Regions from separate parts of the Homo sapiens genome. Here regions 1 and 2 are each linked to region 3. A link is a contact called in ENCODE Hi-C or POLR2A ChIA-PET data. All regions are on one chromosome and are shown on one strand. The core of a region is the stretch at or near the end of the contact, and the rest is flanking DNA. Distances in the headings are between cores, read along the strand shown.

Region 1 (3,381 bases), core at 734-3,233, 2.4 Mb after region 3:
TTCAAATTTTTTATTTGCAAGCTCTTTTCTGGTCTTGAATCAAAAATCTAAAGCATGGCCAGGCATGGTGGCTCACGCCTGTAATCCCAGCGCTTTGGAAGGCTGAGGCAGGAGGATCTCTTGAAGCCAGGAGTTTGAGACCAGCCTGGGCAACATAGTGAGACACTGTCTCTATTTTTTTTCAAGAAGTTAAAACAAACAAACAAACAAAAAAACCTTATTGCACCTTAAAGATTTCTAGGCTGAGCGCAGTGGCTCACACCTGTAATCCCAGCACTTTGGGAGGCTGAAGTGGGCGGATCACAAGGTCAGGAGTTCGAGACCAGCCTGGCCAACATGGTGAAACCCCGTCTCTACTAAAAATACCAAAAATTAGCCAGGCGTGGTGGCGCATGCCTGTAATCCCAGCTTCTCAGAAGGCTGAGGCAGTAGAATCGCTTGAACCCAGGAGGCGGAGGTTGCAGTGAGCCAAGATCACGTCATCGCACTCCAGCGGAGACTCTGTCTCAAAAAAAAAAAAAAAAAGATTTCTAGACTAGTACCTCCATTTTATAGATGAAGAAACTTCAATGTGATTACATGATGTGCTCAAATCCCACAGCTAGTAAGCAAATGCACCAATTATAAACCAGGTCTCCTAAGCCTGATGTTCTTTTTAGGTTGACTTTCAATAAGGTCTCAATTGTTGCTAAATCAATTCCATCTCTCCTTTGGTCCAAGTTCCAAATGATTTTTGAATAATCTCAAGTTGTTTATAGTGAACCAATTTAGTCCTGCTAGTTCAATTCAAAATAAGAATTCATATTTGCAGTTCAAAGGAAAAAGTAACTGGAACCTGTATGAAGATCACAGTCCTGGTTTCTTTGGATTGCTGGTTCAACCCTGGATGCACATTACGATCATCTGGGGCTTCTAAAAATAACTAAGCCAGGGCCTGTTTCCCTCCTTGGGGCAAGACCTAACTATTGATATTTGTACAGCTTCCAAGTGATTCTCATGTACAGCCAGGGGTGTAAACCATTGCAGGTGCTTGTTTTAGATATTGGCATACAAAGCTTCATAGGCTTAGAATTCTCTTTAAGTCTGTGATTTTCTCAGAGCCAGAAGGGGAAGTATAGTGATCAAAAGAAATTAGGGCTCAGGAAAGTCTGGTGGGGAAAGCACAGAGCTGTTTAAATAGAATTGTAGTGTCCAGAGTAAGGGAAGTGAAAGCCTCACTTCTCTCCCATGTGCTTGGAGTAGGATGTAGACTCTTCAGGTCTGGCCACCCTACTATACGGGGAGACATTGACACAGCAGTTCCAAAGAGAGCAGCCAGGGAGGTAAAAAGGCCAATCCCCACTTTTTTTTTTTTTTTTTTTTAGAGAAGACCAAGACAAAGAAAAAGGATAATTGATTTGGAAAAGACTTGAAGAGGGATCGGTGTCTTTACCTAATTAAAAGATTTGCTCAGGAAAGAGAAATTAGACCAACTCTGTCGTTTTGGAAGTAGAATCTAGGGCCAGCGGGTGGGAGATGAGAACACATGGAGCTGGGAATAAAACGGGCAGCTTCCTCAATGGTGAGCAAAGCCAAGGGAAGCAGGGCTGGGGAAGTGCTGCTGAGGAAACCTCAAGGATTGGACCGGATGGCCTCCGAGTCCCTTCCCACTCTCAGAGTCTGTGATCCTAATCAGGGGACTCAACAGAAACTTAAGGGAAACCCCCTGACTTCTCGACTCGATGTATCTATTGGAGCTGGATTTTTACACCCCGTGTTAGCAGTAACAGATTGGCAAAGCAATAGAAAACAAATGCACCAATTCATGTTTTTCAGAAACTTAACAAAAGTTAGCCCCTGAAGTCATTTCTGTGTTATGTGTGTGGAGGAACACTGCCGGAGGACCCTGACCAGCTCTGCCAACTCTTTTTTTTCTTTTTTTGGATCTCACTCTGTCATCCAGGCTGGAGTGCAGTGGCACAATCACGGCTCACGGCCTCAACCTCCCAAAGTGCTGGGATTACAGGTGTGAGCCACACAGCACCCAGCCCGTGCTGGTCTTGACCTCCCAGGCTCAAGCCTTCCAAGAGGCTGGGACTACAGGCATGTGCCCCCATGCCTGGCTAACTTTAACTTTTGTAGAGACGAGGTCCTGCTGTGTTGCCAGTGCTGGTCTTGAACTCCTGGGCCCAAGCGATCCTCCTGCCTCAGCCTCGTGAGCCACCACATCGGGCAAGCCCTGCCAACTCTTTCCTGACCTGAGGCAGGGCTGAATGTAGGAGGTTAGGGAATTAGAAACCTAAGGGTTGTCTTGTTTAATTATTATTCCGGCTATGTGGAGATCTGAGCCATTTTCCGTTGTAAGGGTCCTTCTGGTTGATGTGTATATGTTGTGGTTTTTGCTTTTTTTTTTTTTTTTTTTTGGCAGGTGTGCGAGGGACATTTTGAGATTGTTCCAATTCATTGTCATGATTGAGGGATTATGATTAGGATTCTGTAAAGTAACTAGTCCAGGCCAGGTGTGGTGGCTCACGCCTGTAATCCCAGCACTTTGGGAGGCTGAGCTGGGTGGATCGCCTGAAGTCAGGAGTTCAAGACCAGCCTGGCCAACATGGTGAAACCTATCTCTACTAAAAATACAAAAATTAGCCGGGTGTGGTGGCACGTGCCTGTAATCCCAGCTACTCGGGAGGCTGAAGCAGGAGAATCACTTCAGCCTGGGAGGCGGAGGTTGCAGTGAGCCAAGATCCTGCCACTGCACTCGCGTCTGGGCGACAGAGTGAGACTCCATCTCAGAAATAAAAATTTAAAAAAAAATTAGTCCAGAAAAACATCTCACAGCTGAAGTGGTCTCATGGGAAGGGAGAACAGCACTGCCCAATAGGAATGCTATAATGGGAGCCATAGATCTAAAATCAAATTTTAGATTTTCCAGGAGCCACATTAAAAGAAGTAAAAAGAAGCAGATAATATGAATTTAAAGAATGTATTTTATGCCAGGTGTGGTGGCTCTCGCCTGTAATCCCAGCACTTTGGGGAGCCGAGGTGGGCGGATCACTTGAGGTCAGGAGTTTGAGACCAGCCTGGCCAACATGGTGAAACCCCAACTCTACTAAAAATACAAAAAACTAGCCAGGCGTGGTAGCTTGTGCCTGTAACCCCAGCTACTCGGGAGACTGAAGCAGGAGAATCGCTTCAGCGATTTAGGAGAACCAGGAGGCAGAGGTTGTGGTGAGTTGAGATCATGCCACTGTACTCCAGCCTGGGTGACAGAGCAAGACTCTGTCTCAAAAAAAAAAAAAAAAAAAAAAAAAAGAATGTATTTTATTTAACTCAGTTTGAAACATCACTTTTACTTGTGGCCTGTGGCTGCGACCACAGGCAGGGGAGGTGGACCACGCA
Region 2 (3,874 bases), core at 1,309-3,808, 3.0 Mb after region 3:
ACGAGTGAACAGGAGTCAGGGAGGTCTTATTGAGGAGGAATGTGGACAGACATTGCAGAAGTAGGAGTGAGGCTATCAGAAAGGAGGAAGCAGAACATTTTATATAGGGAAGAGAATAGTAAAAGGACTCTGGAAATAGCTGTGGCTTATTTTTTTATTTTTATTAAAATGGAGTCTCACTCTATCACCCAGGCTGGAGTGCAGTGGTGTGATCTTGGCTCACTGCAACCTCTGCCTCCTGGGCTTAAGCGATTCTCCAGCCTCCTGAGTAGCTGGGATTACAGGCATCTGCCAGCACGCCCAGCTAATTTTTGTACTTTTAGTAGAGACGAGGTTTCACCATGTTGGCCAGGCTGGTCTTGAACTCCTGACCTCAGGTGATCTGTCCACCTCAGCCCCGAAAGTGCTGGGATTACAGGTGTGAGCCACTGCATCCGGCCAGCTGTGGCAGACAGGATGAGACTGTCTCAAAAACAAAAATAAAAAACAACCATGCTTAGGCCCTACTCCCAGAGATTCTGTTCATTTGGTATGGGGATGAGGTCTAGCCATTCGTAATTTATAAATCTCCCTACGTGATTTGAAATGTGCATCCAGAGTTGAGAAACATTGAAAAGGCTTAGAGCAATGGCCAGGTTTATTTCCTTCTTGTGGGTTTTGCACTAGCTGTTCCCTTTACCTGGTATGTTCTTCTCTAGGTCTTTCCATGAATCCTTGTTGTCATTCAGGACTCAGATTAAATGTTACTTCCTCAGGAAGACCTTCCCTGATCCCCCAACAAGCTAAAATAACACACCTACATTTATCACACTGTCTTGCTATTAATAGCAGTTCCTGAGATTTCTCTATTTATGCTTATTGTCTGTTTTTTTCCAACTGTCATATAAGCATCTTGAGTAAAGGCACTTTGTCTTATTCACTGCTGTATCCCCAGCACTTAGAACAGTGCCTGGCCCCTATAGGTATTCCAATATATGTGAATCAAAGAGAAAAAGGTCCTTTAAAATAAATTATTTTAGTTCTTCCGATGGCTGTTTTCTTTTCTTTTCTTTTTTTTTTTTTTTTTGATAAGAGTCTCTCTGTTGCCCAAGCTGGAGTGCAGTGGTGTGATCTCGGCACACTGCAACCTTGGCCTCCTGGGTTCAAGCGATTCTCCTGCCTCAGCCTCCTGAGTAGCTGGAATTACAGGCGCCCACCACTACCCCCGGCTAATTTTTGTATTTTTAGTAGAGACAGGGTTTCACCATGTTGGCCAGGCTGGTCTCGAACTCCTGACTTCAGGTGATCTGCTCGCCTTAGCCTCCCAAAGTGCTGGGATTACAGGCGTGAGCCACCTCGCCTAGCCCTGACGCGTATTTTCAACTGGCTTTTAATAAAATGTGTTTTAATTATGCAACATAATTGAACCACCCATGAAAAAAGCACACACTGATTTTTTGTAAATATATCTTAATTGCACTGGGTTCATTCTCTTCACAGGAATCTATATTAAATCTGTTGCAAAGCAAGTAATTATCCTTTAATGTATTTTTATACATGGTATTTGTTCCTAATGTTGCTTCTTAGGGAATACAGTTCACATAGTAGGGCAGCTGGGTATGGCAGGATACATTTATTAAATCAAGGGATTGCTGCTTAGAACTTTTGTGTTTGTTTTTGGAGACAGAAGACAGGAAACTGTAATTTTTAGAAGAGTAAAAAGGTATCTCAGGGAGCAAAAGAATCACAGGAAAACTCGAAGGCTCTGATTCCTTCTAAAAGAGGGACACATTTACCCTCTATTCTTCTGGGGGCACCTCTTTAACAAATGAATGTAATCTGGCGGAAGTGGGGAGTTTCAATTTTGGGTGGAGATACAGTAGTTGAGATTACTACAGTGTCTTGTTTCGTAGAGGTGTAAGCCAGTGCGGCAAAATCTCCAAGCTTGGTCTCAAGGAGGCAGCTGGGTCTAACTTACAACTCAGGCAGGTGATTTGAGGGCAGTGCAGCTGTCCTTAAGTCACCCGCGGGCCATTTCTGAAATGCTTTACTTACGAAAAGATAGAACATAACATCTGTTGCAGGGGGAAAATGAGATTTCGTGTCCTGACCCGCGTCTGCGGCAGGGACCTGAGTTCTTCCTCCAAGTCCCAAATAGCCAACCTTCGCCCCCGGCAACAGGGCTAGGTGCACGAGCAACCAGTTTTTCAGGCAGCCGCCTCCTCTTTCCTCTCTCGCCGTACTTCATCGATTACGGCTAGAAACAAAACGACTTTGTATACGGAGTAATGGTTGAAATCTCACTGGCGCCTCAGCAGGACGGGCAGCCAGATCCGCGGCTTTGGAGAAGGCCAGCCCACGGTCGTCCGACTGAGGCGACTTGAGCAAGACCAAAGGCAGAGCCGCCCGAGAATGAAAGCAGCGAAGCCCGAGTGGCGGTGCATTCTGGGAGTTGTAGTCCCTGCGAGACAACGCCGTCCCGACTCCACCAGGCTCTGCACTCCATCTCCCAGCCGACCCCGCGCCGCGGAGGAGGCGAGCTTGGTGATGAGCTGCCCCAGCGGTAGGGGGCCTGGGGCGGAGAAGCCGCTACAGCCGCGGCCGGGCGACGCTGACATCTGGCATCCCTGGGGTCTCAGAGACACGGGTGGACAGCGACGAGGGCCTTGTGGCCGCCGTGTGTACCCGTGCTTACCCTCTGTCCTCCCTACAGGCGCGCGGCGTCCGCCATGGAAGCGCATCCGACCGCTGGGGTCTCTGGGTGCCGCGGCCTCGGCTCTCCGGGGCGATGAGGGACTAGAGGCGCCCTGAGGCCCGCCTGCCTCCCGCGCTCTGGCCACCCCGGCGGGAAAAGGATCGGGCGGGCGGGCGGTCCCACAGTGCCCGCCTTTGCGCCGCCCCACCCCCTGGGGGCGCTGCCGAGGGGGCGCCAGCCGCCCATGCCGCCCCGGCGCCCAGCCGCGCCTGGCGCCCGCCGCTGAAGCGCAGGACGCGCCGCCGCCCGCGCTCACCGCCGTCCGCGCCAGCCGCCCCGAGCCGACTGCCCTTCTGCCCCCAAGATGTGGCACAGCGTCGGGCTGACTCTGCTTGTGTTCGTGGCCACGCTGCTGATCGTCCTGCTGCTGATGGTGTGCGGTGAGTGGGGGCGGTAGCCGCGAGGCAGTTCCACACGCCGGGTCGCTGATCTGCTGGGGTTTTTTTTGTTGTTTGTTTTTTTGAAAAAAACAAAAGGGCGTGGACGGACAATTGTCTTAAAATCAACTGTTGTCCCTTAGCCTCTAGGGCTGAGCGCAGAGGTGGGCCCTTTACTCATGGCCGGCCCTCGGGCATCCTGGGGAGGGAAAGGACAGGCTCCAGGGCTTCCTGCCTCTGAGTGAAACTCAGCCTTGCTTCACCGGCAGCGTCTGCTCTTTCATTCTCACCACAGGCTGCCCAGATTGTAACCTTGGCCTGCATTCGAAGGTGAAGTGATTGATTGGTCCTTTTTCATTTGCACAGATTCTGACCTTAATAATGAGAGGTGTCACCTTCGTTTCATCAGCGAGTGGGGTAGAGTTGGGTTTTCAGCACGCGTGAAATTGTTTACTTAGAGTTCAGCCTTAAACTCAATTCCAAGCAGAGATGTGGAGACCAGGCAGAGCTTAGAAACACCGGCTATATTAAACTTGCAGGGTCGGGTAACCTAACTCTCAGTTCTATAATAATGGTGCTATTTCGAATGCTGTGCGTATTTTCCTTCTTGGAATGAGAGGACGTTCAACTTTTTTCTTCAAATAATGGTAGCCCAATTTTAGATCTTTTTGATTTCTTTGTACATGTATAGTAGCTGATAACCACAGGTCTCTTAGCAAAGTGGCTAAGCAATTGTGAAAATCTAAAAAGTACGTAGAACACG
Region 3 (3,595 bases), core at 855-3,354:
AAGCAAAAAGAGAAGGGCGATAAGCTACAAGTCTGCCTTTCTTCATGGTCCAGGACACAGCCCTTCTGCACAAATAACTCAACAATCTTTCCATGTCCAGCTATCACCGGACCTTCGGCTGATAGAAAACTCAAGTTAGCTCACTGCAACCTTGGTGTTATCAGTACTGCACAAACCCCTCTTCAGCACACAACTGAAGTACTATTCCGTAAAATCCCCAGCCAGCCTTTGTTTCCTTGCAGTTAGCTCCTCTCTTACTAACTTGCCTGTTGCACTCTTGCAACATATTTTCATACTTTCTCTAATAAATCTGCTTTTCTTTACGTACAGCTGTCCTGGTAAATTCTTACCCTGGCGCCACCAGCCCCAGAGAGTTGCTGCTCACCCACGACAGTCCATGAAGTGCTTACTATGTTGTGCTTTAAATTATTTGCTGATGATTGTTTCTCATACTAGATAATACTCATATCTTGGCAATGGTCCCTAAAAAATATAAACTAGGCCAGGCACAGTGGTTCACGCCTGTAATCCCAGCACTTTAGGAGGCCAGGGCATGTGGATCACCTGAGGTCACCAGTTCAAGACCAGCCTGGCCAACATGGTGCAACCCGGTCTCTACTAAAAATACAAAAATTAGCTGAGCGTGGTGGCGAACACCTGTAACCCCAGCTACTTGGGAGGCTGAAGCAGAAGAATCGCTTGAACCCGGGAGGCAGAGGTTGCAGTGATCCGAGATCATGCCATGGCACTACAGCCTGGGCGACACAGTGAGACTTTGTCTCAAAAAAAAAAAAAAAAAAATATATATATATATATATATATATATATATATATATATATGGCACTCTTCCAATTTAAACGGTTGCAATGTTTGTCCACTCGGCCATATATATTATATTTATACTACATATATATTATATAATATATACACTAAGCTAGGGAGTAGGGGCCGAAGGGACGGAATTATCACTGGGGCAGAGGAAACACCAAAAGAAGGCCACTTTGGCTCCAACGCCTACTCTGCCACCAATCACAGGGCTGATCTTAGGCTGAACACTTAACCTTTCTAGGCTTCAGGTTAACTTAAATAAAAACTATACTACTACTTTCTAGACAAGATCTTCACATGGACCAAATGAAGAAGAGAAAAAATTAAAGACAAAAACCAAACATCATTTGGAAAAAATCTCAAAGGAGCAAAAAAAACATATATCCAAAGTAGTCTTCCTACAACCAATTTCCTTCTCTAATACATTCCTTCTACGACAAACAACTATAAAACACAAACGTTCTAACAGTGCCTAACCAGGCAATCTCATACCTTGTGATGTTTCCCGCATTCACTGTGGGTCGTAACACTTAAACTGATAATCCAAGGCTTTAGAAACGCCTTCCCCGAATCCCCTAGATTGGGCCAAGACTCCTTAGGTGTTCTCTCTGCCATTTATGGTGCAACGTGGCACTCTTCCAATTTAAATGGTTGCAATGTTTGTCCACCTGGCCAAAAAGCAAGCTGCCTGAGAGGAGGAAGCATGTTCCCCTAAATCATCATTGTATTCCCCAGACCCAGCACGGTGCTACCTGGCACCCTGTTAGCTATAACGGAGTCGCTGCGCAATAACTGAATGAAAGGTGCGATTACGGGAAAAAAAAAAAAGCCAGTTACTGAATACATTCCAGGTTGGTCTAAGAGCCCTGTGAGGACCCTCCTCCAACTGGTTTTGTTTCCTCATAATGGGATGATGACAATTTCCCAGGAGGTGAAGTTCAGGCCAAGCCCAACCTGAGCTGGTTAACCCCTCCCTCCAGGAGGTAGGATGGCAGGGGCCGAGGCCCAGAGGCGCCAGCCGGCTAGCGGCGCAGACACGTGGGGAGCTGGGTAGCAGCATCCTCACTCCGCCCGTATCTGGTGGCCGGCCCGGGTCCTGCCAGGGCTCGGCAGGCCCCGCTCCCGTCCACCTCTTCCCCTCCGCGCCGCCTCTCCTTCTCACCTGTCGCTCGCCCTGAGCACTGTATTTATTCCCCTTACTCAGTCCCAGGGACTTCTCCAGTAGCGACAACTCTGCGGCCGCCGCCATCTTCCGGCCGTAGCTCCTGGCAGACGCGAGACCTGCAGAACAAGAACCTCCCGCATTGGTGGAAACAGAAGTCCCACTCCTGCAAACTTCAGCGGCGATTGGCTGAACGGAAGGGGCGTGGAGAGCGCGCGCCAAAGCACAGGAGGCGGGGCCGGTGGAAGGGGCGGGGCTGAGGGCGGGGTGTGAGACAGGTGGAGAAGTGATGGTAAATTTCCACTCGAACTGTTGGGGAGCTAGTTACTGGTAGAAAGGCCCCAAGGCCGGGCTTCGGTGGCTGCAGTAGACTGGATCTGGATCTCTAAATGGCAATCTATTGACATGGCTGCCAGCGGTAACTCGTTAACTCATTTGCTAGTCTAAGAGAATTTATATATGATGGGAACTGAAATTTGCCTTAGTTTGGTTCAGGAATCTGTAAATTTGAACAATCAAATTGAATAGCAAAAAGTTCACAGTCCATTAGGAGTTTCTAACGTGTAGCATAATTCATGAGGATTTTAATTGTGTTGTAGTGGTGAATTCGAAAAACTGGTTTTTCTACTGTTGATCTACAGCTCAACACTAGCAGTAGAATTATACATTTAAAGATTATTCACAGAACACGGAGTATGTCAGATAGGGGTCAAATAATTACAGCTCAAGGAAATAAGCCATTAATGGCATTAATGATCTTTTTTTGCAGTACCAGAAGGCTGGTTACATAATTTATGAAGTTTTGGTATATAAATAAACAAGGTGCATAACTTTGCCCCACTAACTTGCTACATTCTTGTATCTTCAAAAAAGAAAGAAAGGAAGAAAGAAAGAAAATTAGTAGTATATGTTGAATATTTCCAAAAGATTTGTGAAAATACAAAATATTTTCCACTTTGAAGAATGAATAAACAAAGTGTGTATTAGTCTGAGAGAAATAGAACAATCCTACAAGGTAACTCATCATTGAATCAGAAATATCAAAGTTTAGTGGGGAATGTTGTTACTGTGTTACACCTTCCCTATCCCAGAATACTTAATGAGTTTACTCTGTCAGCAGAAGTAAACATAAGGAAAAGAAACTTTTGCCAAATCAACATAACAAAATACAAAAGAAATTTCAGTATAAGTGGATTGTTAGGCACTAAATTATCTGTTTTACTTTCCATATTCAGATAATGGAATGACTATTCTACTACTTTTTAAAAGACCAACCCTCTAAGATAATTCACATATCCATTTTCAGGGTTTAGGTACACTTTTTGCTTGTAATAAAACATTTTTTAAAAAAATTAACATTTATCCAATGCCAATGGGTGGTATATTGAAAATAAGGTTTGGCCTTTGCATAATTATAGAAATATCAAATTAAAAAAGAAATCCCTAAAAAACTGAAAGCAGAACAAAGCATATTGTACATCAAATTGATGACATCATCACCCAGTGTGGACCTCTTTTAAGTGACTTTATAGCACAGTCATTTAATTGTATACTCTTAGTAAGATATGCTTTAAGGACAAAATTCATGAAAACCTGTTTTTGGT

What was found. Hi-C counts contacts between places; a loop is a spot of excess contacts on that map. ChIA-PET counts read pairs that join two places held with the same protein, here RNA polymerase II (POLR2A). Pooled maps may share reads with other maps.
Region 1: a map of B cell shows a loop between it and region 3 (8-fold over the local background). The contact joins the enhancer-like site here to the promoter of EEF1E1 in region 3. A Hi-C loop is called at or near these places in 1 of 168 maps with a recorded cell type or tissue (B cell), 2 of 37 single-sample maps with no recorded cell type and 6 of 50 pooled maps. POLR2A ChIA-PET finds 5 or more read pairs at or near these places in 3 of 52 experiments (OCI-LY7, T-cell and activated CD4-positive, alpha-beta T cell).
Region 2: a map of CD8-positive, alpha-beta T cell shows a loop between it and region 3 (18-fold over the local background). The contact joins the promoter of SMIM13 here to the promoter of EEF1E1 in region 3. A Hi-C loop is called at or near these places in 4 of 168 maps with a recorded cell type or tissue (B cell, CD4-positive, alpha-beta T cell, CD8-positive, alpha-beta T cell and 1 more) and 10 of 50 pooled maps.

The regions. Positions count from the first base shown.
Region 1 is chr6:10,530,533-10,533,913 of GRCh38, forward strand. All of the region lies in intron 3 of GCNT2 (glucosaminyl (N-acetyl) transferase 2 (I blood group)), which reads left to right. Among named protein-coding and RNA genes, the nearest start is that of GCNT2, 11 kb to the left of the region's middle. Within about 2 kb of position 1,984, at least 6 of the 41 ENCODE cell types and tissues checked have a DNase peak (open chromatin) inside an H3K27ac peak, as active enhancers do; they include B cell and OCI-LY7, where a contact is called at or near this core.
Region 2 is chr6:11,091,276-11,095,149 of GRCh38, forward strand. It overlaps SMIM13 (small integral membrane protein 13), which reads left to right and starts at 2,559. Exons shown (of 2, transcript NM_001135575.2): 1 at 2,559-3,114. The coding sequence starts at 3,039. RefSeq lists enhancers at 2,166-2,706, 2,249-2,458, 2,707-3,248, 3,129-3,248 and a silencer at 2,719-3,028.
Region 3 is chr6:8,100,444-8,104,038 of GRCh38, forward strand. It overlaps EEF1E1 (eukaryotic translation elongation factor 1 epsilon 1), which reads right to left and starts at 2,105. Exons shown (of 4, transcript NM_004280.5): 1 at 1,992-2,105. The coding sequence starts at 2,078. EEF1E1-BLOC1S5 (EEF1E1-BLOC1S5 readthrough (NMD candidate)) reads right to left here and starts at 2,152. Exons shown (of 7, transcript NR_037618.1): 1 at 1,992-2,152. RefSeq lists silencers at 1,504-1,689, 1,898-2,017, 2,158-2,357.